Linked DNA regions of Homo sapiens: all the other regions are linked to region 3. A link is a loop called in an ENCODE intact Hi-C map of the cell type or tissue named here. Cell type or tissue: endothelial cell of umbilical vein. All regions are shown on one strand. Each heading gives the region's core, and the rest is flanking DNA. Links, peaks and the distances in the headings are about the cores only. Region 1 overlaps CRYZL2P-SEC16B (CRYZL2P-SEC16B readthrough). Region 2 overlaps RASAL2 (RAS protein activator like 2). Region 3 overlaps RASAL2 (RAS protein activator like 2).

The links. Hi-C counts contacts between places; a loop is a spot of excess contacts. Peaks named below come from ENCODE experiments on the same cell type or tissue, not always from the same donor. Only the 100,000 strongest peaks of a DNase experiment are listed, where the experiment ranks them.
Region 1: it touches region 3 in a loop (11-fold over the local background); 13 of 110 quality-filtered maps call a loop at or near these places.
Region 2: a loop joins it to region 3, with 3 times the contacts of the local background. A loop is called at or near these places in 6 of 110 quality-filtered maps.

Annotation. Positions count from the first base shown.
Region 1 is chr1:177,942,751-177,953,452 of GRCh38, forward strand. It overlaps CRYZL2P-SEC16B (CRYZL2P-SEC16B readthrough), which reads right to left. Exons shown (of 32, transcript NM_001356506.2): 18 at 9,164-9,245; 19 at 5,075-5,192; 20 at 3,670-3,781; 21 at 1,811-1,916. SEC16B (SEC16 homolog B, endoplasmic reticulum export factor) reads right to left here. Exons shown (of 26, transcript NM_033127.4): 12 at 9,164-9,245; 13 at 5,075-5,192; 14 at 3,670-3,781; 15 at 1,811-1,916. Among named protein-coding and RNA genes, the nearest start is that of SEC16B, 22 kb to the right of the region's middle. In endothelial cell of umbilical vein, for the core only: CTCF peaks have their summits at 3,406 (motif pointing left) and 5,798 (motif pointing right); DNase peaks (open chromatin) are centred at 3,361 and 5,791.
Region 2 is chr1:178,263,093-178,273,794 of GRCh38, forward strand. All of the region lies in intron 1 of RASAL2 (RAS protein activator like 2), which reads left to right. Among named protein-coding and RNA genes, the nearest start is that of RASAL2, 170 kb to the left of the region's middle. In endothelial cell of umbilical vein, for the core only: no CTCF peak of the experiment used is centred there; a DNase peak (open chromatin) is centred at 4,799; H3K27ac peaks cover 1,376 bases.
Region 3 is chr1:178,188,362-178,199,063 of GRCh38, forward strand. All of the region lies in intron 1 of RASAL2 (RAS protein activator like 2), which reads left to right. Among named protein-coding and RNA genes, the nearest start is that of RASAL2, 100 kb to the left of the region's middle. In endothelial cell of umbilical vein, for the core only: a CTCF peak has its summit at 1,665 (motif pointing left); DNase peaks (open chromatin) are centred at 1,650 and 4,530; H3K27ac peaks cover 1,604 bases.

The DNA.
Region 1 (10,702 bases), core at 1,844-9,843, 240 kb before region 3:
GTGAAAGCATGAGTGGCAGGGCAGGATCAAGTGTGAGGGCTTTGGTATCAGACAGACCCAAGTTCAAATAAAAGCTCCATGCGAGGTGTGAAACATTGGGCTAGTTACCTCATCTCTCTGTGCCTCGGTTTCCTCTCTACAACATGGGAATACTACTACTACCTACTCCCTTGGTTGTTATGGAGATTAAATGAGATAATTCAGGTAAAGTACTGAGAACAAACCGCATGCAAGAGATGAGGGCCGATAGCATGTTACCCTTCCGGGCCTCCGTTTTCTCTTTCGTAAAAGGAAGTTAATCATGCCTACCTCACAGGATTCGAAACAATACACAAGAAGAGTAATGCCACAATGCCAGGCACGCAGAAGCTAATCTCATTACTATCAGCCCCAAGCAGCACCAAAATAACTGACAGGTGGGATGAATAAAGAAAGGAAAGAAAAAGAGACCAAAGAGCCGGTCGAGGAACTGCAAAGAGGAGCTCATGGGGCAAGGTTTTGCTGGAAAAGGTGAGTCTTTGGCAAAGCCCTTAAAAAAGAGAAGATGCTATAGGACAAATGCCTAATGCATGCAGGGCTTAAAACCTAGATGACAGGTTGATAGGTGCAGCAAACCACCATGGCATATGTATACCTATGTAACAAACCTGCACATTCAGCACATGCATCCCAGAACTTAAAGAAAAAGAGAAGAAGCTAATTGGGCCATTTCTCTATGACACAGGATTTCACTTTCAAGGCTTTGTGTTGTGTGTGCATGTTGTTGTAATTGTTGTTGTTGCTGCTGCTGTGTGTACCCTCGACACCAAGCACTGAAGGAGAAACAAGGAATCGCTGGAAAATGTCTCTACCTAAAGAAGATAACTAAGGTAGGAAGATAAGATACCTGTGCATAAAAGTCAAGAAAACACAAGGCAGCGTGAGCTCAGTGTCAGTGGGGGGCCCTGGATTCGGCTGTGGGAGCCACACTGTGCCTGCCATGACGTCAACGCCGAAAGCAGTTGCTGTGTGCCAGGCGCTGTTCTCGAGCATTAAGGAAACTAACTCGATTTCATGCCAGCTCCATTACAAGGCACCACTCTCATCCCATTTTACAGCTGAGACCACTGAAGGCTGCCATCTCAGTCATACTCGTAGGTGTGGCCCAGGTAGTCTGCATGGAGGAAGGGATGGTGCTGGACGTCAGAGCTCACAGAGGATTTAGACGGAGGAGGACACGATGTCAGCACTGGTCTTTACGAATGTAAGGTGACAACAGCATCATGTAGAAACGTTGAGAAGAGGGCGGAAACCACAGTATGGACACCACCCACACAGCTGATGCTCTGAGTGGGACGAAGAAGGGTGAGGGCGGAGGTAGAGGACAGAGGATTTCAAAAGAGGCCGGAGAAGGAGTGCGGAGCAGAGGGAGGGTGAGCAGACACTGGGCTGGGCCTGCGCTCCCACTCCCTCCCACAGGACAGCTGCGGAGGCTCAGAAGAAAGGGAGAGCTGTCTGGAGAGATGGGGAGAAGGAGCTGACAGCAGGAGTGAGGCACAGGCCGGGGCGGCAGGCAGGACGTTCAAACATCAGCAGTGAGGCAGGAGCCTCCAGCAGAGAGGCCTCTGCAAGGTTTTGCCTTCATATTATAAAATACAGACCTTTAGGGGACATAAAAAGAAATCCTACACCCTCCCACGCTTAAGCTAATGAGGAAAAGTTCAGTAGATAACTTAGCCCCAGGTACTAAGTGCCAAAAAGCAAAGCTGCAAATACAGCTGCCTGCAGCTGCCTGACAGTGACGGTGGTGGCCTCATCTGGGCTCAGTTACCTGGAAAGAAGGGATGAAGGATTTGGGGCGGCCCAGCATCTGACAGTACTCGAAGATTTCCGTCCTCTGGATTGCCTCAGTTGTTGCAAATTTCAAAAACTCTTGACTAAAACCAGAGAATAACAATAAAAGAGATTGAGGTGTGGGGGACGCAGGAGTTAAATCCTAGTGGCTCTCCAAACACCAGCTGCAGCCTTTCATGGGGGAGTTTCCATCCTGGGCTGATGCCTGCGGCGGCTTCAAGAGAAGAAGGAGACTCTGGGCTCCCAGAGTGAGTGTTTCACTTCCTCTCCCTCTCCCTCCTTGAGGCTGAGGAAGGAACAAAACAGAACTCTGCACCAGAGGCACTGGGAGGCGGAGGCTGCAGAAAAGGGGGGTCACCTGCCTTCTTGCTGAAGGGTAACTCAAGGCAGGCTACCTCGAAGGACACTGGGCCCTACTCTTAGACACACAGAGAGCTGGCCCCCATGCCCATAAAGCCTGTCATGTACCTGTGAAGGGCACCCCTAGTTTGAGCAAACTCGCACAAAAGAGGGGAGCCATGTAACACTCCGGGAGCACTGAGACCAAAAGGCATGGCAGAGCAGGTGAGGACTGCTGAGCCAGAAATCAAACACGGGTCCATACATTGGATGTTCATTCCACCAGTGAGGATGGGGACTGAGTGAATGTGATCTGGTTGGGGCAGGTGGTGGGCACAAGAGTCTCATGTGACCCAAAATTTCTCCCATCAACAACTTGCTATGGTGTTTAAAAACCACAATCACCAGGTTATTCCTGGGGGTAGGACTTTATTTCCAAGAATTTCCTCATTCAACATAAACCAACGTAAACATAGGAGGGGAGACATATTAGCCCATACACACTTATTGTACATTTGGCACAGAAGGGATTCTTTGACAAGCTAGCCATGTGCTATCAGAGACCAGGAACCTGGAAGGAACAGGCAATGAGCTGGGTACACTGCCTCAGTGGTAGGCAGTGTGGTGCAACAGTTAAAAGGGCTTTGCAGGCTGACTGCCTGGATTCCGAATCCAACTCACCCACACCCTCACTGTACCATCTGAGACAAGTTATTTCATCTCCCTGTGCCTTGGTTTTCCTCCTCCATAAGTGACGATTAAAATCTTTGCTTCACTTCACTTCTTCATAGGGTAAATGTGTAATAATTAAAGGAAATAGTGCAAAGAAAATGCCTGGCACAACGTAAGAGCTTAGTGACTCTTAACACGTATGGGGAGGGGGATAGAGAGATACAGAACAGGGAGGGCCTCTAGGGAGCAAATCGTTCTGTCCATGCATTCATTCACTGAGAGCTGATTGAGGGCCTCCTGCAGGAAAAGCCTAATGCTATGGCCAACAGAGAATGTCACCAGTGGGACTCTAAGTAGCTTGTGCACCAAGTCATTGTAGGGATGCTAGGGCCCCAAAGAGGGACTAAACATAAACTTCTTCCATTTTCCAGTTTTGCCTGGGTAGGCTCTCAGAACAGGCCCAGGGCTGCCTAACACGGACCCACAAGCCTCCACATGTAAAATGTTGTTTTTTTAAAGGAACAAAGTTAGCTTGTGGAGCCAGGGTGCCACCCAGTGGCCAAAGGGCACAATACCACACAAAGGCATCAGCCCACCTCTTTGCAGAGGAGGACCTGTGGCCTGAGGCCCCCGCCAATGCTGTAATGTGGGGCCCACGGGGCATCTCCTTGCACAGACCTGCACAGATAACAATCCCAAATAAGGGAGCCGGCGGTAGCTGAAATTCACATGAGAAAATGAAAAATGGATCCATAAAACCCAACAAGGGCTAAAACAGTCCCTTGGAAAATGTCCTTACTGTTTCCTTTCTCCCAGGTCGCATACCTGTGGCTGCTGCCCAGCAAGACCAGATGGTCTGTCTTCACGGTGTAGTGGCCAAAGGGCACGTGAGCCATGAGATAGCAGAAGTGAGCTGCCTCCACAAGCCCCTTCCCAGCTGCGGGAGGAAGAGAACAAGACCCAATCACGGAGCACACCCGTATGGGGAGCCATCATCTGGGTGGGATGGGAGACAGATGGAAGAGTGGCCTCGGGGGTCAGAGGGGAGAAGCCACATGGGACTAAATGAATGAGCCTTTCATAGCGTGAGTCACAGACCCCTAAACCCCACTCCTCCTCCCACAGCCCATTTGGCCTCAGACGTTACATTTCTCTTCAGCCAGAATAAGGCACAATTTCACGTTCTCCCTAAAGGACTTTTTACGAGGAATTCCCTAAACGTTTTAGTCTTTCCTCAGGGTGAAAAATGAGTTTGAAATGCCTGCACCTGAGCAAAGAAGGAGACTACTGAGAGTGGTCGTTCTTAAACTAGGCTTCCTGAGGCAGCATTGCTTTCCCTGCTGAAGTCAAACATAAAAATCATATTAATTACCAACATGTTTTGAAATGTTCTCCCATACATTTTCCACTGCCTCAAAATTGAGTTAATTCAGCTAGATACAATACCTAGCACAGTGCCTGGCCCCCAAGAAGGGCTCAACAAACATTAGTTCCCTTCCACTCAGGGTGCTGCATGGCCTCCATCTGACTTGGCACAACCTAACCCATAGCTATTAAAGTTTAACAGAGCAATATTTTAAAAAGCCTCATGGGAGCACCATGATTTCTGGATGCTCTGCTTCTTGGCTAAATTTGAGAACCACTGATCTGGAACACTCAATAGCCCCCTAAGCGTTTATAAGGCCACATTCACAGAGAGATGATAGCAAGAAAGACTACAGGGTTAACCCAGAGTGGTTCAGGCAAAAACAGAATTTCCTATCTGATTGAACTGGGTCACTGAGAAATTTACAGCAACAGGAGGCAAGGTGTCCTATGCGTTAACTCCATCCACAGGGGAATCTGACCCAGGGCTAGAAAATCAGCTGCTGAGAGGAGACTCCTACAGCAGCAGAACACCAAGTCTCAGGGGCCTGGCCTGCATTCACTCACGGCAGAAATTCTGTGAAACAGAGAGGCAAGAAGGACACGTGTTTCCCTGGAGTTTCTTTCCCCAAAACATGGAGGCTCCTGGGTCCAGGAAAAGCCTAGGGCATAGACTCTGGCCCTACCTAGAACCTGAGAATCTAAGGGCAGGATGTTTAAAGCTGACCTGGACGGGGAGGGGAGGTGAGGAGAGGGAGGGGAGGTGAGGAGAGGGACGGGGAGGGGAGGTGAGGAAAGGGACAGGGAGGGGAGGGGAGGGAAGGGACAGGGAGGGGAGCGGAGGGGAAATGCTGGTGTCGCTTACCCAGGGTGTCCCCAATGGCAACAATCGCACGCTGATACAGCTCTGGGTCCCCAGCCTGATTCGACAGAATCACAGCCAAGTGAGGCCTCCAGTCTCCCCACTGCTTTTCTCCACAACACTGAAAAGCACCAGAAAAAATAAATGTACAATCATTTAAGAATGGCCAGATGTACATAAAGAAGGCTGTTGTCTATTTCCTGGTTCAGAAGTGGTCAGAGAATGCCCACTCTACCACCTGCAATGCTGCCATTCATTGATTTAGAGCTCTCATCTTTAAAAAAGTAAAACTGTCAGAAGGACACAGATAGACAGATACGTGTACATGCATACATACATACATACATTCACAGGGATATTGGAAAATGGATAAATAAAATGACATTGCTCACTTACTATTTTTCACATTTCTCCCCAGTGCCTGACCCCCAGATAGCTAGAGACAAAACTCAGAAAAACCCTGAGGCTTCAGTGGGAGAAGGAAGATCAAACATCCTTGGCTTATGAGTAGAAGAGGCCACAGCCTGTCACAGAAGTCGGGGGAACACGGGCCTGCTTAATGTCTTACCAAATGCCTATGTTTTCTGGCTCTACAAAGCCCATTCACACACATCCTCTTAATCTTCACAGGAACCCTATGAAGTCTAGTTCCTACTGCCACTTTAAGAATAAGAAAATCAAGCCAAGTGGCCCAGCTAGGACGATGCAGAGGCAGCAGAATTCCACCAGGGGGCAAAAAAGAGTAAGCAGCGTGGTGGAAATGTACAAAGCCCCGCATCAATGGTGTTTTCCCCACAATCTCTCCCTAAGGCTGTCCTACTAAATAAAGGAGAATTTCAAGGCAGAAAATATCAATAAAGAAACAATATAATGTCATGGAAACAACACAGGCCCCAACTCGAGTCCTGCATCTTACTAGCTTACCTACCTTGAGCAAGTTTCTTAATGTCTCTGAACCTTTGTTTTCTCATCCCTAAAATGGAGATCGTAATTTCTACCTAACAGGTTATTGTTGATAATAAAATAAGATAGTTGTGTAAAGCACATCGCATGGTGCTTCACATTTGGTTTGCACTTAATCAATTACATGTAGGTATAAATACACACACACACACACACACACACACACAGTTGGAAGCTCAGCAGAGGAAAGAGGTGATTTGCATAGCCGCCTACCTTCCAATTTGTTATATAGATAGGTAGGGCAGAAGATTGCCAATAATAACTAAGATTTGGAGTTAAAACCATTCATAATTACTTGGTCTTTGTAATTATCCCAGGGAATAAAAGATGCTTTATTCAACTCCATTTTATACCCAGTCCTTGTTGATCTGGTCAATGCAGTGAGAAGAGGATGATAACAATAATGGTGATGATAAATCATAATAATAGCAGTTCTCATGTGTCACATCGAACCATGAACTATATCCTGTGCTAAGCATTTCTCCTACCAATAATCACATGTGCTAAGTCCTATTATGACCTGCATTTTAACATGTAAGCCAAACTGCTTCTTGCTGGATCTACAGAAACCAGCAAAAGGGAAGGAAATCCCTTGCTAAACACACACACACACACACACACACACACACACACACACACACACACAAAGAAAAACTTAGAGGTCATTATTCTGTCTCCTCGCTGGTGATTTGAAAAGATCACTATAAATCAGATCAATGGAGAGGCGGAGGGGACACAGTAGAGAGAGAGAGAGAGAGAGAAAGCACCAACATTTATTAATTAACGAAAATGGGCCAAGCATGATGGTTGATATGTTCAGATGTTCTCTCTCCCTTAATTTTCACAATAACTCTACTGGGCACCAAAATCCCCATAAAGATTAAAAACTGAGGCTCTGTGAAATTAAGACACAAAGCCAAGTTCCCCTGGCAGAAAGATGTACATAGAGTCCAGGTTAAACTTGTGTGAAACCCACGTCTGTGTTGTCCTGTTGCCATGCTTTTCCACCACCCCATTCATCACATGGAACTGAAGTCCAGCCTTTTAGTAGATGCTAAAGTGCTGGGAAACTCCCTAAGATCAAATACTGCATTGGCACATCACCTCTGGCTCCTCCGTTTTCTCATCTAAAAATAGGGGAAATTAAGCTAACTCTACTATTACAAAAAAAAAAAATGAACCATAGCTAATTGTATCATTTCCTGCATTTAGTACTTTGTGACATAATGCAATTCCATTCTGGAGCACAGGCCATTCCACTGAATTGTGAGGCACACTCTGTGCTACAAAATAGCCGGTTGATTTGATGATGGGGCATGAAAATCATTTCTCTTTTCTTGGAATTAGCCACAAGCCATAAGAAGGATAAAAAAAAAAAATGAAAAGTGTGAGGTCGATTTTTATTTAAACTAGTGTTCACCAAAAACCCAAGCCTCAAGATACGAGAAAAGGCTCCATTACCAAAAGTAATGGAGATTGGACAGACGTGCCTCCATGTCCCGGGAAGCCAAGAGGACACGAGGGAGAGGACCCCACAGCTCTCCCCACTGGCTGGAGAGCAGCAAAGGCAACTCAGGCTCACATGGAAAACTGGGTCCTGCAGAAAATGTCGGATGGCCTGGAATATGGCCTGGCCCATCCTCTGCACAAACCTAATATAAATAACTGGAAATAAAAATCCAGGGAAGAGTCAACTCCTTTAAAGTTATGTAATATGAGAAAACAAGCACAGAATGTATACAAATACACCCTAAGACAGAAAGAGGAAGGTAACATGAAAAATAGAGAGGAGAGAGAACATTCACTACAAAAATGTTACCACAAAACAAATGAAAAATTATCACCAAACATTTTGTCATGAATTTAAGTAAAATAATGAAGCAATTGCATCTATGAAGCAAGAGCATAATCTGAGTTACTAGAGCTCAGGAAATAGATGGTAGATAACAGGAAATGAATGTAATGTTCAGAGCTCAGGAAAAAAGTAGGGGGAAATTGAAGAAATAAAGACAGAAACAAAAGAGCACAAAAGTAAGAGACACCAGTGAAAACACAGTAAAGGACAGAGGAAGGAAAAAAGAAAGGAGGGAAGGAAGGAAGGAGGAAGGAAGGAAAGAAGGAAGGAAGGAAGAAAAGGAGGATGTAAAGGAGGGAGGGAGGGAAGGAGGGAAGGAAAGAAGGAAGGAAGGGAGGGAGGGAGGGGAGGGGAGGGAGGACAGGGAGGGAGGATGTAAAGGAGGGAGGGAGGGAGGAAGGAAGGAAGGAAAGGAGGGCAAGAGAGGAAAAAAGAGAATAAAAAATTATTAAAGAGAAAATTATAGATATAATTCATACGTGTATATATATGAAATATGTGTACATGGAATTCCTGAAAAGGAAACCAAAATAATGGGAACAAAACAAATATTGAAGGATATAATCCAAGAAAATATCCCTGAACTCTAACATATGAATGTACATATTAAAAGGGCATGCTATATATACCCCAAGGAAAAAAATCGATCCAGACAGTCAACACCAGAGCATAATCTAGTAAAGTGACTGGACGTCAAAGGTAAGGAAGGAATACTTTGGGGCCAAAAGATCAAGTCTCCTATAATGGGAAAACTATCAAGCTAGCCTCAGACTCTCAGCCACATCAACTCTAGAAGATTGAAATCGAGTATGTCCAGCTTTGAAGTGCCAGTGTGCAGTGGTGGGAAACATTCCTCCAGAGAAAAGAAGGGCAGCCCTGCCAGGGGAAGCCTGCAGAACAGGCACAGGTCCTCTTGCCATTCACAGCAGAGCAGGCAGCTTTGACATTTTGGGAAGGCCAAGGTCTTCAGAGTCAGACAGACCTGGACAGATCCTGACCCCACTACTCACTATCTCTGATCTTGGGTCATCTTACACCTTTGGAGCTCAGTTTCCACATCTGCAAAGCAGAAAGAATGTTTCCTACCTCTATGCATTAAACCAAATAATATGCATCAAAGCACTTAGCACAGGGCCTGGCACATGGTGATTAACAAACCATTAATATTATCATCACTTTTGCTCCTGAAAGCCATCAGTGCACTCCTGAGCAGTCCCCGCCCCCTCAAGCCCTTGGGATGCCTGGGTGATAAAGGAATCCTGTCATAGGGGTACCGTGGCTGCCTGTGGAATCCTCCCCGACATGAGCTGGAAGAGGGTCTGCAGTGGGTCATTGAGCGCCAGCGTGCTGGTGAAGCTGCGGAGAGAAGGATAGTCAGCGAGGACCAAGCCCAGGGAACCTCTTTACCCATTGCCCACAAGGCTCAGGGCCTTGCATAATTCTATTAGATTTTGGCAGCTTCCTTAGGAACATGAGCATCGCTTTGCTTTCTGCTGTGCCTCTGTCACAGCCTCCTCTGGGGAGAGATGGCAGGATCCTCATTCTACCGCACACCCCAGCTAGATCTCATAGTTGAGGGTATTTTCTGCACCTTGGTCTTGATGGCCTAACTCTGGAATAACCATTTCTGTGGGCCTTCTTCCATCACTGAGATGACCCTCTGACATCTCAAAGGTCCCCTGGAGAGCCACAGCAGTTTATCTGGAAGCTCTTCTCCATCGGCACCCCCCTTCTCAGCCATCCCGATCTCCCACTCCCTGCAGCCCTCCTCCACGCCAAGCCCACAGCACTCAGTGCCGTTTTTCTGGCTCATCAAGAGCCTGGGTCTGTAGTGCTTTTGCTCACAAGCGCTAAATAGCCATTTTCAGTAACCAAAGAGGCGTGGAACAGGGGCCAGAAATGATCCTGCTGATGACAAACCATGGGATATGCTTAACAAGGATATAATAAGCTCTACGGCTGATTTGAGATTTAAGCTTACTCAGTGAGAGGTATTTTTCACAATTCACTGGGCTCCATCAAAAATCAATGGCCCAAGGCAAAAATCTGTAGCAGAGATGTATGCTACAATGTGGGGCTGTGGGACGTTCATTTTCAAAGCCCAAAGGAAAATCATCCTCAGAACACCGTCCTTTATTTAACAGCACCCTTGCCACAGGAGCTCCGAGCACGTATCACAATACAATTTCTGTGTTCCTCACCATTCCAGTCTCAGAGGATAATAAAGTGCACCGTGGTGTCACCAGTCTCCAGGAAGACTGAGGGGTGGAGTCGTCATGAGACTCAACTAGGCCATCATCCAGAATGGGCCCACCAGTGGTGCAGCCATTAGGCCCCCGGACTGAACTTAACATGGAAGTGTCATTTTTTTTTTTTTTTTTTTGAGACCGAGTTTTGCTCTTGTCACCCAGGCTGGAGTGCAACGATGTGATCTCTGCTCACTGCAACCTCCACCTCCCAGGTTCAAGCGATTCTCCTGCCTCAGCTTCCAGAGTAGCTGGGATTACAGGTGCCAGCCACCACACCTGGCTAATATTTGTATTTTTAGTAGAGACGGGGTTTCACCATGTTGGCCAAGCTGGTCTTGGACTCTTAACCTCAGGTGATCCACCCTCCTCAGCCACCCAAAATGCTGGCATTACAGGCATGAGCCACCACACCCAGTGGAAGTGTCATCTTCTAATTCAACCTCTACTCAACAGGATTAATGGCCAATTCAAATATTAGTTCAGCTGAGAGGATAGCTTCACAGCTTTAACCAGCACTAGAAGCTAAACACTTTGAGGTAGCATCTTTCTTGCTGTCTGACCCAA
Region 2 (10,702 bases), core at 1,237-9,236, 75 kb after region 3:
GAATATTTCCAAGGAAAGGTTTATTTACATTCATCATATAATCCTGAAGACCATTCACAGTTTAAATCAGTTTTTTCTATCAGATTTTATTACAATATTTTTACCATCTGAACATTTTCAATAGGAGTAACAAATGAACCCATTGTTTCAGATGTGTGAAGTTAAAATAATAACAAGTGCTATTATTTATTGAGGGCTTTACAGTATGCCAAGCACTGTTTGTAATGCTTGATATTTCTCACTTAATCTTCACCACATTCCTACATAGTAGAAACCACATTATTCCATTTTAAAGATGAGAAAACTGGAGCTCTAAGAAGTTAAGTATCTTGACTAGAGTCACATGGCTGGCAAGTGATAGGATGGGAATTCCTTTTCAGGCAGTCTGACTCCAAAGTCTGTGCTCTTAACCACTTGACCTTCATGCTTCTCAAGAATGATAATAATCAGAGTTAACATTTACTGAGTACTTTTCTGTGTTCCAGAAATTGCTCTCAACTCTTTCTGGTGTGTTAACTTATTGAATCAAATAACCTAAGTTGAGGACATGGGTCTTGCCAGGGTTTCAGTTTGACTCTGAGCCTCCCTTTGCCAAACGTTTGTGGTTTGGTAACTTCTTCTCTAAAATCGTTTAAAAAAAAAAATTGAGACAGGGTCTCACTATTTTGCCTAGGCTGGATTTGAATTCCTGGACTCAAGCGATCCTCCCCCATCAGCCTCCTGAATAGTTGGGATTACAGGCCATATGCCACCATGCTGGGCCTCAAAGATCTTTGAAAATAATTTGTGTCTGCTGAAAATCTGTATTGAGTTGTGTTAAACAACTCCATAGGAATTCTAGCAGAGGTCAGCGTGTGCCATTGTGCTCTGAGTTAGTATTACCTTCCTTCTGGTATATTTAGGTACTCTTACTTTTCTTATGGGAGAAATAAAAATTTTAGAGAGTTATGCAGAAGTCTAAGTTTGAACCTAATATTTCAAGTGCTGCTTAGATATTTATAAGGGAAAGATTAAATACCTTGTAACCAGCATTTCTTTTCTGATTGTTTAAGTTAAAGCAGTGGATGTACATAGTTAAAAAGTCAGTTCTGCGAGGATTTAAATGAAAATGATCATTCACTTTCCCTATCTCTACCCGTTGCCTCAGCTAGTTTCTGCTCCACAGAGGCATCCATTGTCAACTCTTTCAGAGGTTTCTTTCACTATTTACCATCATATTTTAAATAACTCATGTATTCACGTACGCATACATGAAACCAAGATAGACTTATACAGTTTTAAACATTCTTTGTTTGGAATTGCCTTCTACTTGTAATCTATTTCTAAAATTCTCTCTAAACCCTCATGCACAAAACTGTGATGTTATCCCCTTGTATAATTTAGAAAATCAGAGGTTCTTACAACCCCCTCTCAGATTTGATAATTTGCTATAGTGGCTCTCAGAACTCAGGGAAACAGTATATAGTACTTACTATTATCAGTTTACCAAAAGGATATCATAGAGGACACAAATGAACAGCCAGATGAGGAAGTATATAGGGCAAGGTCTGGAAGATTTCTAAGGGCAGGTACTTCTGTCCCTATGGAGTTTTAGGGTATACCAGCATCCTGGCATGTGGATGTATTCACCAACCTGGGAGCTCTCTGAACCCCACTGTTTAGAGTTTTAATGGAACTCTATTACATAGATATGATTGATTAAATCATTGGCCATTGGTGATTAGCTCAATCTCCAGCCTCATTTCTTCCATGGGGGTGTGGGTTACATCTGAAAGTTCCAACCCTCTAATCACAGGGTTGGTTCCTCTGGCAACCAGCCCCCATTTGGGGGCCACTAAGAGTCAACTCATTAGTATAAACTTAAGTAAATTTGAAAGGGACTTACTATGAATAACAAAAGATGCTTCTCCAACTGATTACTCTAGAAATTCTAAGGATTTTAGCAGTTCTGTGCTAGGAACCGGGGACAAAGACCAAATATGTATTTCTTATTATATCAGAATATCACACTTGCCCCAAATCATCTGTAATACATGGAAGATTTGAATCTAGTTATCTGACTATACCACTAAATTAGTGTTTTCATATAACTCACATTTGGCCTTGTTCAAATGTTCAAATGGAACTATATAGTCATGGTTCCCTCCTTTTGTTGTTGTTGTTTTTGGTTTTTTGGTTTTTGTTGAGACAGAGTCTTCCTCTGTCACCCAGGCTGGTGTGCAGTAGCACGATCTTGGCTCACTGCAACCTCCGCCTCCTGGGTTCAAGCAGTTCCCCTGCCTCAGCCTCCCAAATAGCTGGAATTACAGTTTCCCTCCTTTTCAATGCCCAAATAATTAATAATAGAAAAACGTTATTATTGTATGCCAGTATGTGCAAAGTGCTTTGTTAAGCACTCAGTATGCATTATCTCATTTGAACCTCAAAAAACTCCCTAAAAGAGTAGGTATTTTTATAGTCCCTATTCATAGATGAGGAGATTGAGGTTCAATTAGGTTGAGTAATTTGTCCAGTCTTTTTCAAGTAAACTTTTTATGAAAGGATAATGTACACAAAGTACATAAATTGTATAGCTTGATGTATGGCTTGATGAATTTGCATAAAGGGGCATATCTGTGTAATTTATACCCTGCTCAAGAAACAGAACATTATTACCATCTCAGAAGCCCACTTATGTCCTGTCCCAGACACTTCACCTGCAAACAGTGACTACTAAACTGACTTTTAATACTATAGATTAGGTTTACCCAATTTTGATGTTTAAACAAAATTACACATCTTTTGTATCTTTTTTTGCTCAACGTTATATTTGTGAGAGTCAAACATATTGTTTTCTATAGTTATAGTTCTTTCATTCTCCCTGGTATATAGTATTTCATTTTATGAATTACCAAAATTTATCCATTTTACTGTTGGTTTTTATTTTGGATTGTTTCTAGCTTTTGGCAATTTTGAATAGTGCTGGCATGTATGTTCTTATACATGTCTTTTGACTAAAACATGTCCACATTTCTGTTGGGTATATATCTAGGAGTAGAATTGCTAGATATGTATACGTTCGGTTTTAGTTAATATTGTCCAACAGTTTTCAAAAGTGATTTTACCAATTTATACTCTCACCCTCAGATCCTTCAATTCCTCAACAATACTTAGTATCTTTTTCATTTTAGCCATTCTAGTGGGTATGTAGTGCTATCTCACTGTGGCCTTAATTTGCATTTCCCTGATGAGTAATGAAGTTGAGCATCTTTTTACATGTTAAATGGACATTTGGATATTCTTTTTTGTGAAGTGAGCATTCAAGTCTTTTGCCTGTATTCAGCTGGTTTGTCTGCCCTTGTTTCTTTTTTCTCATACCATTTACACTTGGTTTTACTGGACAGCCTTATTCATTTTGATACGGCTCCAATGAGTGGAGGAACACCAGGGCTCTTGTCTCACACCAAATTCGATAAGACGACATGGACACACGTGGAGTGGTTTTAAGTAGCAGAGAGTTTAATAGGCAAGAAAGAAGAGGGAAGAAAGAAGGAAGAAGCTACCCTGTACAGAGACAGAGGGAGGGGGCCTCCAAAGCTGAGAGGAGACCTCAAGTGCGGCAGAAACCAGCCAGGTATATGAAGAGGCTGGAAGAGGCAGTGTCTTATTTGCATAGGGCTCAGGGGATTGGTTTGATCAGGCATGTCATTCATGTAGCCTGTGGGAAAAAACTGGCCCTCCCACCCTAGCCTTTTAATATGCAAATGCAGAGTGCCATGAGTTTCTATACACTTGGGGAAATGGGGGGCAGCCATGTTGCCAGGCACATGTGGGGGCAAAGGCAAGAGAACAAGGGTAGGAATCGCCATGCTGGGCGGACCCAGTTTCTAATGGCTGGCATTTGTATATCAAAGGTTTCCAGCCCAGCTCTAAGAGCTGGGCTTTCCTGCTAGACAAGAAATGTTTCTGAAGCTGCTTCGAAAGAGACAAAAACTTTCCAAGGACCCCTTTTCCTCTCCTATCTGCCTAAAATAATTTCTTAACTCCTACCACATTTTTGTCAGTCTATCCATCCTTTTCTTAACAGATTACATTGACTTTCTCCATCCCTGTTCCCTTTTTCTGAAGAAAGAACTTTAGACTCTTCTAGCATTTTATTTCGGCATTTACATATCTCTCTTAATTCCAAATAATATACATACACTGTTGCTTTTTTATTCATCCATTTTAGACCTTTTTACTGATTTCCTATTATGGCGGATGAGGATTTAGCTATCACATAAAACCATTCCAACTTCCTCACTATAGTTTTTGGTGATTGGTTGGTTTGTTTTTATCAGTATTCAATGTTTGTATTATTATGCCATGCTGAGTATGGTTGAATATCATTATTATTTTTCCTTCCTTTTTTTTTTTTTGAAGTTTGTAATTGCCCTTTTTTCCTGTTTGTTTAGTTTTCTTATTACTTATTCTTCTCAGACCTTACTGTAATATTGCATTATATTTTTACTCAAGGTCGATAATACCAGGTAACGTATCAGATCTAGTGTCTTTTTTTTTTTTTTTTTGAGAGGGAGTCTTGCTCTGTCGCCCAGCTGGAATGCAGGGCTCACTGCAATCTCCACCTCCTGAATTCAAGCTATTCCCCTGCCTCAGCCTCCAGAGGATGGTCTCAATCTCCTGACCTCGTGATCACCCACCTCAGATCTAGTGTTATTTTGCTTTCTTTTCTTTTTTCTTGGAAACATTCCTCATGGAGCCCTCCTCTTCTTACCTTTAGGCCTATTTCCTGAATAGCTATCATTTTAGGAGTTTCTTTTGCTGTCATTCTTGGAATTCCTTTTGCCTTTTTCATAGGTTGTATTCCTCGTTGTGTGGATCTTCCTCTCTTTTTTTACTTACTTCCTTGCTTTGTTCAAGCATATCCTCCAGTAGTTAGTTGTTGTTTTTTGTTTTTTTTTTTAAGAGACAAGGTCTAGGCCAGGCATAGTGGTTCACACCCATAATCCTAGCAGTTGTGGAAAGGCAGGAGAATTGCCTGAGGCCAGAATTTAAGACCAGCATGGGCAATAGAGTGAGACCCTACCAAAATAAAATAAACAAATTAAAAATTAGCAGCTGGGCGCAATGGCTCCCACCTGTAATCCCAGCACTTTAGGAGGCCGAGGCGGGTGGATCACGAAGTCAAGAGATGGAGACCATCCTGGCCAACATGGTGAAACCCCATCTCTACTAAAAATACAAAAATTAGTTGGGCATGGTGGTGAGCACCTGTAGTCCCAGCTACTTGGGAGGCTGAGGCAGGAGAATTGCTTGAACCCGGGAGGCAGAGGTTGCAGTGAGCCGAGATTGCACCACTGCACTCCAGCCTGGCAACAGAGCGAGCCTCCATCTCAAAAAAAAAGAAAAAAAATTAGCTGGGTGTGGTGGTGCATGTCTGTCATCATGGCTACTTGGGAGGATTGCTTGAGCCCAGGAGTTAAAGGTCACAATGAGCTATGATCACACCACTGTACTCCAGCCTGGGCAACAAAGCAAGACCCTGTCTCTTAGAAAAAAAAGAGAGAGAGGAGGGGTATTGCTTGCTCCTTTGTCCAGGCTGAACCTGAACTCCTGGACTCAAATGACCCCCCTGCCTTAGCCTCCTGAGTAGCTAGGACGACAGGCATGCACCACGGCTCCTGGCTTCCTTCAATAGTTTTTAAAGATGGCACATAGGCAGAAAAGCATGGTATGACAGCCTTCAGCCTGCCAGTCTCTTTAACCATACTGCTGCAATCAGGACTGGTGGATAGTTATCAACCTCCTATTCTTATTCGTTGTCATGTTGAGATACTACTTGCTTCTCTCCTGTATTGGAGCACCTGTTTTTTTAAATACTGTATGCTTTTTGTTTTCTTGGTTTACTTTCTATTATGAACTGAGTGTGTCTCCCCAAAGTTATTTTATGTTGAAGCCTTCTATCTGAGTGTGCTGTATTTGGACATAGGACCTGTGAGGAAAGTGATAAAGATTAAATGAGGTAATAAGGGTGGGACCTTAATTTAATAGGGCCGTTGCCCTTATAAAGAAGGGGAGAGGCTCCAGTGATCTCTCTTCCCCATGTGAGGACACAGTGAGAAGGTGGCCATCTGTAAGCCAAGAAAGAGCCCTCATCAGGAACTAAATTGGCCAGTACCTTGATCTTGGACTTCATAACCTCCAGAACTATGTGAATATAAATTTGTGTTGTTTAACTCACACCGTCTATAATATTTTGTTAAGGCAGCCTGAGCAGACTAAGACATTCCCCCATTTTGAAGGAGGACATCTTCTTGTCAGACACGTGTGAACCAGAGCAATTCTATCCTAAGTAGGAACTGGGTACAGTGAGGCTGAAACTTACCAGGCTGCATTCCCAGATGGTTAAGGCATTCTAAGTCACAGGATGAGACAGGAGGTCAGCACAAAATACAGGTCATGAAGACCTTCCTGATAAAATAGGTTGCAGTAAAGGAGCTGGCCAAAACCTGCCAAAACCAAAATGGTGACGAGCGTGACCTCTGGTCGTCCTCACTTCTACACTCCCACCAGCGCCATGACAGTTTACAAATGCCATGACAACGTACCCTATATGGTCCACAAAGGGGAGGCATGAATAATCTACCCCTTGTTTAGCATATTATCAAGAAATAACCATAAAAATGGGCAACCAGCAGCCCTTGGGGCTGCTCTGTCTATGGAGTAGCCATTCTTTTATTCCTTTACTTTCTTAATAAACTTGCTTTCATTTTGCACTGCGGACTCGCCCTGAATTCTTTATTGCGTGAGATCCAAGAACCCTCTCTTGGGGGTCTGGATCGGGACCCTTTCCTGTAACACTCCAGTAGGGTATTTTTCCTGATTAGCAGTTCGTGGTAGGCAAAATTTTTGAGGCCTTGATTATCTAAAATCCTTTTTTTCTCACACTTGGTTGTTAGTTTGGCTAAGTGAATAATAATCTAGGTTAGAAATACTTTTCTGTCAGAATATTGAACTCATTGCTCCATTGTCTTCCAAATTCCTGTGTTGCTTTTGAGAAGTCCAGATCTATTCTTATTCCTGATGTTTTATACATAACTGTTTTTTTTCTTACTGATATGTTTTGGTGGTCATCTGTTTTTATCAATTTTGCTGGACACTCGGGTTTCGATCTAGAAACTCACATCATTTAGTACTGAGAAATTTCACAAATGATTTCCTCATTTCTGTTTCTTCTTGCCTATTATTTTTATCTTGACCCTCCTAGATTGGTTTCTCAGTTTACCTTTTTCTTTTCCATCTTTTTGTCTTTTTGATCTATTTTCTTAATTTTATCTTTTAATTATATTACTGCATTTTTTTCATTTCTGCTATTATGTTTTTAATATACAAAAGATCTTTTTAGCTCTGTAAGTGTTGCTTTTTATTAAAAAATATCTTATTTTTGTTTCCTGGATGCCATTTTTTCTTGTATCTGTCTCTTTGAGGATAACAGTGTTTTGTTTTTTCCCTGTATTGTTTGTGTCTCCTTCAAGTTGCCTTTTTCTGTGTCTCTCTTTTTTTTTTTTTTATGTCTATATTCTTCTGCTAGAAGCTTTCTTTTGGTTCTGGTAATTCTTGTTGGTCTGCTTCAGATTAAGAATGGGAGATGAGAAAGCTTACTGGAGGATCTAAGTGTGAAGATGGACCTTGCCCATTTTAAGGGCTTTACTATAAGGTGACCTGGACCTGCTGTTTGTCGGGGGAACCCTTTTGTTAGTATCTTTAGTTCTTTTCTCTTGGGATGGTCTGATGCCCAGAGTGTTCTTCTAAATTGCCTGTCTGGAATGTAAAAGTCTAATTTTGAGAGTCAAATGGGAGTTGAAGAGACCTTTGGGGGAAGCTCATGTCTTAACATGTTTAGAGTAGCCTTTTCTCAACTGTGACAATTACTCTTTTGTCCACCATTTATTTTACCCTCCCAGGAGAGCAAACCTCCATTCTTTTACCTGGGTTGGGAAGGGACATTTATCTATATAATGGGCGAGAGGATCTTGGTACTCTGCCTCTTAAACAGATTTTATACTACCCCTCTTCTCCATTGAGAGCTACCTAGTACTGGCCTATCCCTGAACCTTTCAAGGATTCTGTGGTTTAAATTAGGTTGGTTCTTAGCTTTTCTCATTCTTAACCTAGGATTCTGTTACTCAGGCCTGCTAAGTCAGTTACCACTTGAACATGTTTCTTCTAGCTTTTAAACTTTTATTTACTTTTTATTTCCGTTCTCACTACTTTTGTGGGTCCATGTCTCTGTCTCTCCGTATATAAATTTATCTTTACTGTAGTTTAAGTGGGGTTTTGAAAGGAAGTGAAATTATATATGTTCAATCTACTGTTTTAACCTAGTAGCTGCCATATATTTCTTAAAATGAAATTTGAATAAGGCATTATGGAGCTCTTGGAGCAATTCCAGTTTTTTTTTGTAGGCCAGAGTTAGAGATCTTGGCCTTAGACAGATGGATCTAGCATTTGGCTTGACTTTATCTGACTAGATGTGACCCAAACTGAATTTCTCAGCTTCTTCCTCAAAGTTGTTCTTCTTTCAGAATTCCTAATCTCAGTAAATGAAACCTCTGTTCACCTTTTGACAAAAATGCAAATCAGCGGTGTCATTCCTCTGTTTAAAATTCTTCAGATGCTTCCCATTATTCATAGGATAAAAATCAACCTCCTTAACCTGGTTTATTGGGCTTTGCATGATCTTGCCCCAAACTTTTCACTAGCCTCCTATCTCTGCACTACTTCCTTGCTTTCCAAAACTGCTTCAGCCGTAGGGCCCCCCACCTTTCAGATTGTTGAAGTAGGACCACCGTCTTCCTCAAGGGCTTTTACATCTGTGGTTCATTTGTCTGAAATGCTAATACATTTCCCTTCACCACCTACCATTCTTCCAGCTGTAATAATGCCCAAGCCTAAGTCTATTGCTTGTTGAATGTTCTCACAGCACCCTATACTGCTTTTTTGTAGTGTTTATCAGAATTATTTTAAATTAGTTATATACTGATTGTACAGTATTTGACCCCATTAAGTTGATGTTCCACAAGTCCAGTCACTAGATCCGTCTTGTTCATTGTTATATCCCGAGGCTTGAGTACAGTGCTTTACTTACAATAAACAAATACTCATTGAACTTAAAAATAAAGGAGAAGCTTTATTGATATGCTAGAAAAAAATCCCGGACTATACGTCAGAATAACTGAATTCTAAGATAGCTATGCTAGGTGTGTCACTTTGAGCAAATAATTATATAATTCTCAGCCTTATTTTATTTATGAATTAAGGAAGTGTGATTTATTGATCTCTAAGATACCTTTTAACTCTACATTAAAGGACCCCCCCTTTCCCTTTCTATTCATTTCTTTTCCAGTTGGCTTTCATTTTTATTTTCCTACTTGATACTCATAAATCATTTCTTCCTTATGTTCATTCTTTTTATTCTCTGTAATATGAATATATTCCTTGGTATTTGAACTCTCACTTTAGTTCAAGATGGGCTTGAACTATATTTTCTTTTCTCAATTAAAATCCAACTATTTGGCCAGGCACGGTTGCTTAGCCTGTAATCCTAGCACTTTGGGAGACCAAGACAGGTGGATCACTTGAGGTCAAGAGTTCGAGACCAGCCTGGCCAACATGGTTAAACCCTGTCTCTACTAAAAATACAAAAATCAGCTGGGTGTGCTGGCACATGCCTGTAGTCCCAGCTACTCGGGAGGCTGAGGCAGGAGAATCACTTGAACCCAGGAGGCAGAGGTTGCAGTGAGTGAGCTGAGATCGCACCATTGCACTGCAGCCTGGGTGACAGAATGAGATTCCACCTTAAAAAAAAAAAAAATCCAAATATTTGCTGTAACGACTTGGAATTTTTTTAACCTTAAATTGACTATCCAGATTAAAATATTACTAAAAGAACCCTGCACGTGTATTGTGGCCAAAAACATAAGTGCCACACAAATGTGGTTGGAGAATATAGACTTATTGTCCTGTATCAGCTATGTTCCCAATAGGATTGTATTTCATGATTATGTTAAGGGTTTTATGCAATCTTAATATCTTCTAAGATAATGGAAAAGGCTGCAAAAAGTAGGTTTGCCTAGGAAATTAGAAAAATTCTTACTTTGAAGAAAAGATATGTGATAAAGGCTAATGAGGCAAAAACCATAAACTTGGCCGTGGATATGTCCTCTTGTACTGTGTGTATGACTTTTATAAAGAAAATTATGATAATGGTGTTAGTTTTAGAAAGCCTTGTAATTTGTTTAATTTTATTGCCTTATTTGCATTCATTATATATCTTTAACAAATTATTGTTTATTTACCTTACAGTACAGGTTTGTAGTGTCGAAGGGAATGTAACTTGTGTCTGATGTATATACTATGTATAAACATACCCACTAACAGGTTCACCAAATGTTAAACAATTTTGTATTGGCATTTTTAATTTAGAACTTTCTGATGGATTACGTATAGGGGTTTAAGAATACTTAATATTTGGGGAAATTAATTTGGAGTTTTAGATGGGTTTGAACTAAATTTTCTTTTTCCATTTAAAAAATCATGGAATATAGGCTCCTGTTACATGAAAATTTGCCATCCAATGCATTTTCAGGAATGGATTAGATTTCGATAAGAGGGATGTTTTTCTATTTGTGTTGGCCGTATTAAAGAGAAAAACTAAATGCTG
Region 3 (10,702 bases), core at 1,119-9,118:
AAAATCTGGGATTATTATAGGATTTATTGATAGGTTTTCCTTTTCTTAGGGATCACAGTCCTGTGCTCTGTTGTCTAGCATCTGAAAAAAAGTTGTTTCATATATTTTGTCTGGTTTTCTAGGTGTTTATAGGAGGGCAAGTTCAGTATCGGTCACTTGGTCATAATAGGAAATGGATGATGGCAGTTTCATTTTTAGTACGATATTAATTACATCACCAAAAAGTCTGCCACTAAAGGAATTTTACTTTGCAGATTATTTAAAGTATTTCCTCTCAAAAGCATGTTCAAATAAAACTTAGAAGTAGTAAAATTCTTCAACTTACATTCGGATTCTATGATTCTTAAGCTTACATTCTGTGATCCTAATTCAACATTTATTGAATGAGTGTTACTATTTAGAAGGCAAATGATACTCTTCATTATTTACAGATATCTGTATACTAGCTTAAATTGTTTTGCTTGAGGGTGATGAACCACAGGAGTCACTAAAAGTACCTAATTTCTAAATTTTATACCCTCTAAAAAGCTATGAATACTGTTTCTCTGATGGGACCACTGAGTTCACTTAATATAGAGCCATATTTACTGGTGCCAGTTATAAAATTGAGACCCATATGGTAGTTAGAAGCATTCAAGATAAAGGCAAATAACCATAGCAATTATTGTGGTTCGCTTCAAATGTTGATTTATGTTACCTGTGTAAATCTGGAGTGATGACATTGATACCAGCTGCATCATTATCAACCATGAGTTACTACATGAATGACTGATAATATTCTCCCAAACTACTATTTTATGGCTAATCATTATGGCATAAAATAAGAGACCTTCAGCAATAGCATAATTACAGTTCTTATATTCCTTGGTATGTATTCCACAAATTTTGTTAAATAAAAATTGATTGTCATGTGAGGATATAATAACCAATTCTTGCTACATTAGTGGGGTCCATTTGTAAATAGGGTTGTAGGACTGTGTGGTAGAAATGCTGACATCTGTCTATCCTTGAATACAAGTACCAGATACAGGAGAAAGAAAGACCAAAGTAAACCAGAGAATTCATCCTGAGTCATTGGTCTTATGAGTATACTTTTCTGTAGAACCAAAAATTTAACGAATACATTTTTCTGGAAGCTTTAGAGTTATTTCACTTTTCAGTAAAGGCCACAGCATTTCTGTTACATTGTATATTGGAGTGATTATATCTAGTTTATAAATGGCACGAATATGTTCTACACAACCCAATGACCTCGCAGTCTCACTGTAAAAAACAGTAAATGAGCCAATAAGATAATCAAATCTGAAAATAATCTATACCAGTTGTCTCAAAAGTATGGTGTATACATCCCTGGGAGTACAAAGATAATCCTCTGGGGTTCAGGATAAAATTATTAGCACATCTATTTATGTGTTTTTTTCTCATTGTGTTTAAATTTATGTTTCTATCTTTTGCAATGTATATTTACAGCAGTCCACGAATGTAATTTATAAATACACCTGGATAGAGATGCATGTCCAATTGTTTTTGTAAACTGATGGTACATGTTGGGAAAACAAAGTTGAAACTACTGCTTTGTGCTGTGAACCAGTGGTTCTCAACTGGGGGCATGCTGAGTAGTGTCATGTCAAGGGGGCAAGGGTGTGCTACTGACATCTAGTGGGTGGATGCCAGGGATGCTGCTAAATAAACATCCTTGAGTTCACAGGACAGCTTTCCTTCAGCCCCCTACCCCACCTTCCGCAGAAAGAATTATCTGGTCTAAAATGAGTTTGAGAAACACAGGTATATACTGTGTATTTCTTTTTCCTTGAAGGAGGGATCGCAAAGAAGTGAGTCTAGCCTGTTTATTTTCTTTTTCATCTTGCTGTTGGCTGACTACTTGGTTTTCTTACGTATATGTCTATATTTTCCAATATCTCAAAAATAGGCACAAGAGAACTGAAGGTACTTAATTTTATAAAACCAAAAGAATACTCTGAACAGTTAGAGGAAAAGAGGTAACAAAATGTGTAAGGCCTTACACACAGAGTGGTATCTAAAATATTTGTTTGTGGTTTTACACTTCTAAGATTAACTGAATATGTTCATTAAGTTCTAATTTTTGTTTTGTAATTCCTATCAAATCTTTTGATGCTTTATGAACTGCATTGGTGTACTGATTCATTGAAATCTAAAAAGAAAGCTGCTACTGATAAGATTGACAGGAAGGAATCTATCTAGCTAGAATAAACTACGTGCAAAGTAAAGAACAAGGAGTCCGTGATCTAATGATTTTTGTGAAAGATTCTGACTTGAGGGTTTAATTTCCAAATTGGTATGCTTCTCATATGCGTGATCTTATGCATATTAAACTTTGTTGTAATTTCATAGTTAAAAAAAAAAAAAATCCCCTATATGTAGCCGGAATAAACAGTCACTGTGAGTTGTCCATTTTAGAGCATAGGTTTTTAGGTGGTGAAGACCTGTCCTTAGTTGAATTTGTATGTGAATTAAACTCTTATTTTTATAACAATTCACTTGAGTTCTTTAAATAAAGATGATGCCAAAGAGATGTAAGGCTTGTCTCTCAGAAGAATAGTAAGGATTAATGGCTTCAGGTATTAGGAGAATTAAATAGAATAGTATTCTATCACCATCTAATTGCTTTTTCTTTTGATAATATGTGCCACAGAATGTGAAACAGCTACTGTTCACTCCACTGAGAGATACTTAGGATGCTTTCGGTCAGCCTAGCTGAATTGTTAGCATGATCCTTAATTAAAATCATCCAAATGATAGAAGGTTCTTCCTGAAGTCAGTGGAAAAACCTCTTAGCATACACTCTAGAACTCAAAAGGAGCTTAAAAGTGGGAACAACTTTAGAGTTACAGGCAGAATTAGACGCAGTTAATAATAGCACTTCTCAAACTGTATGTGCTTTTAAAAAATTTCAGTATGTTGTGAGCCAATAATTTTGTTAAATATAATATAAATGAATAGATAAATGAAAAAAAAACACATACAAAAACAAGCCATAATTTTAAAATTTAGATTCAACAGACATAATATTACTGTCAAATTGCAATGAAGGTTTCTAAATACTTATCCTCTATTATTATATCCATCTTGACATAGCCTGGTAACAGTTTGTGGATCATCAGAAGCCTGTGAACCAAACTTTGGGTTGCACGAATTTCAGTAGAAATTATATGAAATAAAATTTCTTTCTCTGCCGTTTACACGTTAGCTTTTGTTCAGTACAGATTTCTGCTTACTTTCAAATGCTGTCTTGTCTTCAAAGCTTTCCTTGACTTTCCCAAGCTGACTTGGGTAATTCCTAGCCTATAATCTTGCTGTATCCCCAAAGGGCCTCTAGTATAGCAACTGTGATATCAATTCATTTATTTCATTTAAAGAAAATGTAAAAATAGTCCTTAAGACCTAGAAAGGTTTGTGGCACACAGACAATAAGTAAATGTTTATTTAATGAATGAAATAAAAAACGAATGAATTGTAGCAAAATCCTGAGGCTTTAATAACAACACACACTGGATAAAGGAAAACTTCATTTTGCAGAAAGAAAAGACAGTTTCTCAGTCTCAAAAGACTTATGTGAATCTAATTATTATAAAAATAACCCTTGATAGACACCTGAACACATGCATACATTTCATAACTGTATAACACAGACTGTGGAGGTGAAGGAGCATATGGACCTAAATAAAAACTCAAGACCCCTTAAGAGAACTTGCTAGCAATGCTGATTTAAATAATTTTTAACAGTGAGGGGGTCGGAGGTGGGGATGGGAAAGGGAGTTGAAAATTAATGCCCCCAGAGTTTCGTGGTACTCTGTGCTATCTTTTTTCTTTTCCCTGTCCCTCCAACTGTTAATATTTGGTATCTTGTTATACTACTTTTATTTCAGTAAATATTTGATGACAGTCTATTATCTACTCTGTTAGGCACCTTGGAGAGTACAAAGAGAAATGCATGAAATTAACTAAAAGACAAAAAAATGCATTAGGTAGAAGTGCAATAGCACATGAACGAAGAACTTTTAAAAATATGAATAAATTATTTTAAAATTAAAAGTGTTCAAATACAGAATGCTTTTCAAATCTGTGTTTCTTCTGAGGCAGTCTATGGATATGCTTAGGACAGCTGTTTTAGATGACACATCTATATAAATGTGAAGTAGATTTATTTTCTTTAAACAAACCATTAGTGTATGTGTGTATATACACACACACATACATGTGATGTTGAACTAGCTTCATCAACTTCTCAATAAATGGACACATTTAGCTTCTAAAGGTAGAAACGAGTCTAAAAGGGAAGAAGATGGTAAGCAATTTAGCAACCTACAGTCTTCTTCAGTTTTTGATCTGTATCTAAGTAGGCAAATGAATATATTTCTTTCAGTACTTCCTCCTCTGAGTCTGGCCAGCTATTTCCTTTGCATTCTGTCTCCAAGGCACTGGTTTAGGGGAAGGAAGTACAGAAGTCTGAAGTCCTAGGTTGTTGGCACTGCCCCTGGGGAAAGTGAGATATCTTGCATTACTTCTTGGGTATGTGCACATTTCCAGTTCCCACAGAGAAGCCGATCCCTGGCAGAAGGCAGATAGAGACAGCCAGACTGAGTCACAATTAGAGAATCAGGGAAATTATTTTTTTAAAAAAACAAAGGCTCTTAGTAGGGTCAAATTTTTACATAGCGAAACAGGAAGCAGCGAAAAAAATATATTTAAATCTAGATCACGTTTGAGGGAACTCATCCCAAAATTTTCAGGTTTTTCTGCCATGACAAATAAATCAGTGTGGATTCATGTGACAATTACATCTGTTGATTTTCCTTCACAAACATTGACTGATAATCTTCTGGTGTATTTTATCTCTATCTCCTAGCAGCATAATGCTCTTTAAATATGGTTCATAGGATAAACGCAAGTCAGGTTATTGAATGTTAAAGACCACAATAAATAACAAACTGTCTTTTCTGCCCCAACCCTCCTTTTTCTGATTGGAAAATTATTTGTTGGGAAAGCCTTGCAACAGTAAAATAAATTACTTTTGTTCATAATATAATGAATTTTTATATTGAAAATAATAAAAATTAAATCAGCACTTTTGAAAAACTGAGGACATGATTTTATGACATGACGCTTTGTAAAACTTAATTCTATTTGGAAATTCTTTAAACTTTCTTTAAAAAAAAGTTTTTTCTTTTCTTTCCCTTCCTTTTCTTTCTTTCCCTCCTTCACCCTGTTCTTTCTTAGCAGCTAGCACAGGTAGTTGATATATTATTTCCCTACCTAGATTTAAATGTCCTGTTTGGAACGGAGTTATTCCTTTTTTCCTTGTACCTAAACACTTAGATTGCCTCATAATACATGAAACTTAAACATAATTTACCACGAGTACTTGACACAAAGAATTTTTTTTGGTGAATATAAAACATTTAATTTTAAAATGTTGACACTATAATGTATGAAATAGCTAGCTATTACAAATGCACATGGTGTATTTTGTAGATACCAACTAGACTTTTTTGTTTTAGGAAGCTTTAAGTTACACTGTGGTTAAGACATATCTTCACCCTTGAAAAAGCCCACATTCTATCACTGTGATGTATGGTCAAACTGAGGCCCAATCGTTAAACACTTGGATCAAATCATAACTAAGTTTATTGCCAAAGGACTTGTACACATTTATTTGTCAATTTTAGTGCCTTAAAATCTACCCAGCAGCTCATTAACATATAGAAACATACATCATGAGAACAAGAACTATCACCCATCCCTTCTGTATATTAGCAACTTATCACTCCTGAGCAACATCTCATTACTGAGGCCTGTGAACAGTCACTTTTCACATTTGAGTGAAATATGGAATGACTTAAGTATAAATGCAGCTATTATAAGTCATTTCTTACAAAAATGTCATGAATTAAAGTATTTTACAGCATTTACTACAAAACTCCATAAAAACTGCCTTCACTTAAACTCTCTCTCCCCATATCCAGCAAACCAACTGGATGTCTTTGGGCATCTCTTAGCATGGATAGCACACAGAGTAGTGTCTTCCAACACATCCACCAACTATGCCTCACTTGCCTCTGGAAGTACAGGAGAAGCTTGGTCAATTTCCGGTAATGATGAATTTCTCTAAGCACCAAGGTCTTGGGCCTGTAGTGATGCATTTTTATGATTTTTGTTGTTGTTGTTGTTTTCTTTTTGTTTTTTTGTTTTGTTTTGTTTTTACCATCGTTAGAGGAGTCTGCTCTTCCTGGAAGCTTTAGTGGCTAGCTGTTTGCAGGAGGCTTCCTCACCAGTGGATTTACTAGCAGTCTATTTGGTTTGGGCCATCTTTTACCCAACGCCGAAGTCTTAGGCCACTTCTCCAACTGCTGCACTGCTTCTGCAGTCACCAAGCAAAGAAAAGATGCTCCTCCGATGAATGACCAAACACTCTGCACCTGACACAAAGAATGATTTTAAATGTAGATAGTTTTGGTATAACATGCCCAACCATTTTTACTGTTCAACTTGTCATGTTCAAATGATGAAAAATAAAAATAAAAATAGTTGTATAAGGATCCAGTAAGAGATGTTATCTTGAAACTGTAGTTTGAGTGATTTAAGAATTTTGAAGGGTAATTTTGAATGTATCTAATTTTTGCTTTCCTCATTTACTTTAAAACCAAATTCAATTCCTGCTTCTATTTCACTCAGCACAGATAAACATACACAGTGCATTTCCACTGTAGTTTCATTTATATTTGAGTAAAGTGGGGCTAAGAGGTATTAAATGACTTGCTCAAAGGCAGTCAACTAGACAGGTGTGGCTGGGACCAGTGAGACTTAATATTTTCCTGATTTTAAAGGTTATATTCTAGCATACAATCTAGATTACTTCTAATTTGCCAGCAGTCAATATAGTATTTTTTCCATAGTAGGCGTTTATTAAATATTTCTGATTTAATTAACTGCATTTGAATAGCTAATTGTTAGTGATCTTTTCAATAATTTGCAATGTGAATTAGTGTAAGGTTAAAAGTTACTAGGCTTGTGTTTGAATTGTTGCTCTTGCTAAATATTGCTGTACCACTTAATAACTATTGCTCTGGCACTTATTGTGTGGCTCCCAAAGCCACACAATAGAATGAAGTATATAAGAATATAAGTGAAGAAAAAGCTTCACTTTCTTCATTTATAAAACCTACCTCGTAGAGTGCTGTGAGAATTAAAAATAATAAATATAAGATGTAACTATATAGTAAGTATTTGATAAATGGTAGATATTATTTTCCTTTAGCACACTTGATATTTTTCGTCTCGAAAATACTGCTATAGAAGATGAATCATTTTTTATGACATCAGAACTAAACAGAATTACTCATCAAACTATACATTTTCTAGATAGATCTATTGAAAGCATGACACTTAAAAAAATAAGCTAATTATGATGAGCTCTGAATTAAAGACACTGAATCTGCTGTCTCAAGGCTGTTATTATAATCATAAAAGGATAAGAGTTATTGACAGTCATCCTTCTAGCCATACTATTCATATATATTACCCATACTATTCTAGAGACCTGTGAAAATCTTTGGATTCTATATCCTGGTAAAGATATAAATCTACTATCCCAAGACCAGACATGTAAAAATTCCATATCTCATAAATATTTGAGGATATTATATAATCCTATCAAATGAAAATATAAATGAAAGAAGAACAGATGTAGAATGTTATAGGTATTATATTTAAGAAATAAGGTAGGATCTTAAATTCTCAGAAGTTCTACCCTCTCCTTGGGGTACTTCTTCTCATTAATTTAAAAAAATAAATAAATAGTTGCTAATTGTATTATATATACCTAAAAATATATTGCCTTACGAATTTGGGGGCCATTCATATTCATTTAAAAACATGTTTAAAACAACTAATACTATAAAGAAAGGGAAAAGTCAAGGTACAAAGTGAGAAGATATTTGCAACATGTAAAACAAAAGATTAAAATTCAGAATAAAGAACTTTTAAGAGAGAAAGGCAAACCAATCAATGGAAAATAAATGTAATCAGCCTTCTGTATCCATGGGTTCCTCATCCTTGGAATCAACCAACCATGGATTGAAAATATTAGGGGAAAAAATTCCAGAAAATTCTAGAAATCAAAACTTGAATTTGCTGCATGCTGAGTACTACTTTGAATCCATGCCAGTGAAGTGATATAAAAGCGTTGTATTAGGTACTATAAGTAATCTAGAGATGATTTAAAGTATACAAGAGGATGTGCCTGGGCTGTATGCAAATACTACACCATCTTATATAAGAGACTTAAGCATCCTTGGATTCTGGTACATGGTTGTGCAGATCCTGAAACCGGTTCTCCACAGATACCAAGGGATGACTGTAAAAGACTTCAAGTGAGACCTCATAAGAGAGGAAACACAGCTTACTAGTAACTACAACAAAAGGTGTTCAACTTTATTAGTAATTAGGAAAATGCAACTTTAAACCACAAAGAAATACTCTTATATACCATCTGATGACTAAACATTAAAAAATGTTGACATTAGTGATGAAGGACATGTAGAGCAATAGGAATTCATTTTTATCTCATGGGACTGTAAATTGGTAGAAGCCCTTTGAAAAATACCTTGACATTACCTATTAAACATGCTAAGCCAGGCACAGTGGCTGACACCTATAATCCCAGCACTTTGGGAGGCCGAGGTGGACAGATCACTTGAGTTCAGGAGTTAAAGACCAGCCTGGCCAACATCGTGAAACGTTGTCTCTACTGAAATACAAAAATTAGCCAGGTGTGGCCGGGCGTGGTGGCTCACGCCTGTAATCCCAAAACTTTGGGGGGCCGAGGCAGGCAGATCACGATGTCAGGAGTTTGAGACCAGCCTGACCAACATGGTGAAACCTCGTCTCTATTAAAAATACAAAAATTAGCTGGGCTTGGTGGCTCACGTCTGTAATCCTAGCTACTCAGGAGATGGGCAGGAGAATTGCTTGAACCTGGGAGGCAGAGGTTGCAGTGAGCCGAGATTGTGCCATTGGACTCCAGCATGAGCGACAGAGCGAGACTCTGTCTCGAAAAAAAAACCAGGCGTGGTGGTGTGCACCTGTAGCCCCAGCTACTCGGGAGGCTGAGGCAGGAGAATTGCTTGAACCCAGGAAAGGGAGGCTGCAGTGAGCCAAGATTGTGCCACTGCACCCCAGCCTGGGCAACAGAGCTAGACTCCATCTGGGGAAAAAAAAAAAAAAAAAAAAGTTAAACATGCTCATAGCTTAAGACTCGGCAATTTTATTTCTGCCTATTTATTCTAGAGAAATTCTTCTTTTTAAAAAATTATTATACTTTAAGTTCTAGGGTACATGTGCACAATGTGCAGGTTTGTTACATGTGTATACATGTGCCATTTTGGTTTGCTGCACCCATTAACTCATCATTTACATTAGGTATTTCTCCTAATGCTATCCTTCCCCCATTCCCCCACCCAATGACAGGCCCCGCTGTGTGATGTTCCCCGCCCTGTGTCCAACTATTCTCATTGTTCAGTTCCCACCTATGAGTGAGAACATGCAGTGTTTGGTTTTCTGTCCTTGGAATAGTTTGCTCAGAATGATGGTTTCCAGCTTCATCCATGTCGCTACAAAGGACATGAACTCATCCTTTTTTGTGGCTGCTTAGTATTCCATGGTGTATATGTGCCACATTTGCTTAATCCAGTCTATCATTGATGGACATTTGGGTTGGTTCCAAGTCTTTGCTCTTGTGAATAGTGCCACAATAAACATACATGTGCATGTGTCTTTATAGTAGCATGATTTATAATCCTTTGGGTATATATATACCCAGTAATGGGATCTCTGGGTCAGATGGTATTCCTAGTTCTAGATCCTTGAGGAATTGCCACACTGTCTTCCACAATGGTTGAACTAGTTTACACTCCCACCAAAAGTGTAAAAGCATTCCTATTTCTCCACATCCTCTCCAGCATCTGGAGGGGGCACTCTGGTTTTTAGAATTTTCAGCTTTTCTGCTCTGGTTTCTCCCCATCTTTGTGGTTTTATCTAACTTTGGTCTTTGATGATGGTGACCTACAGATGGGGTTTTGGTGTGGATGTCCTTTTTGTTGATGTTGATGCTATTCCTTTCTGTTTGTTAGTTTTCCTTCTAATAGTCAGGTCCCTCAGCTGCAGGTCTGTTGGAGTTTGCTGGAGGTCCACTCCAGACCGTGTTTGCCTGGGTATCACCAGTGGAGGCTACAGAACAGCAAATATTGCAGAACAGCAAATATTGCTGCCTGATCCTTTCTCTGGAAGCTTTGTCTCAGAGGGGCACCTGGTTGTATGAGGTGTCAGTTGGCCCCTGCTGGGAGGTGTCTCCAAGTTAGGCTACCTGGGGGTCAGGCACCCACTTGAGGGTGCAATCTGTCCATTCCCAGAGCTCAAACACTGTGCTGGGAGAACTACTGCTCTCTTCAGAGCTGTCAGACAGGAACGTTTAAGTCTGCAGAAGTTTTTGTTGTGTTTTGTTCAGCTGTGCCCTGCCCCCAGAGGTGGAGTCTACAGAGGCAAGTGGTCCTCATTGAGCTGCGGTGGGCTCCACCCAGTTCAAGGTTCCTGGCCGCTTTGTTTACCTACTCAAGTAATGGTGGACACCTCCTCCAGCCAGGCTGGCTGCCCTGCAGTTCGATCT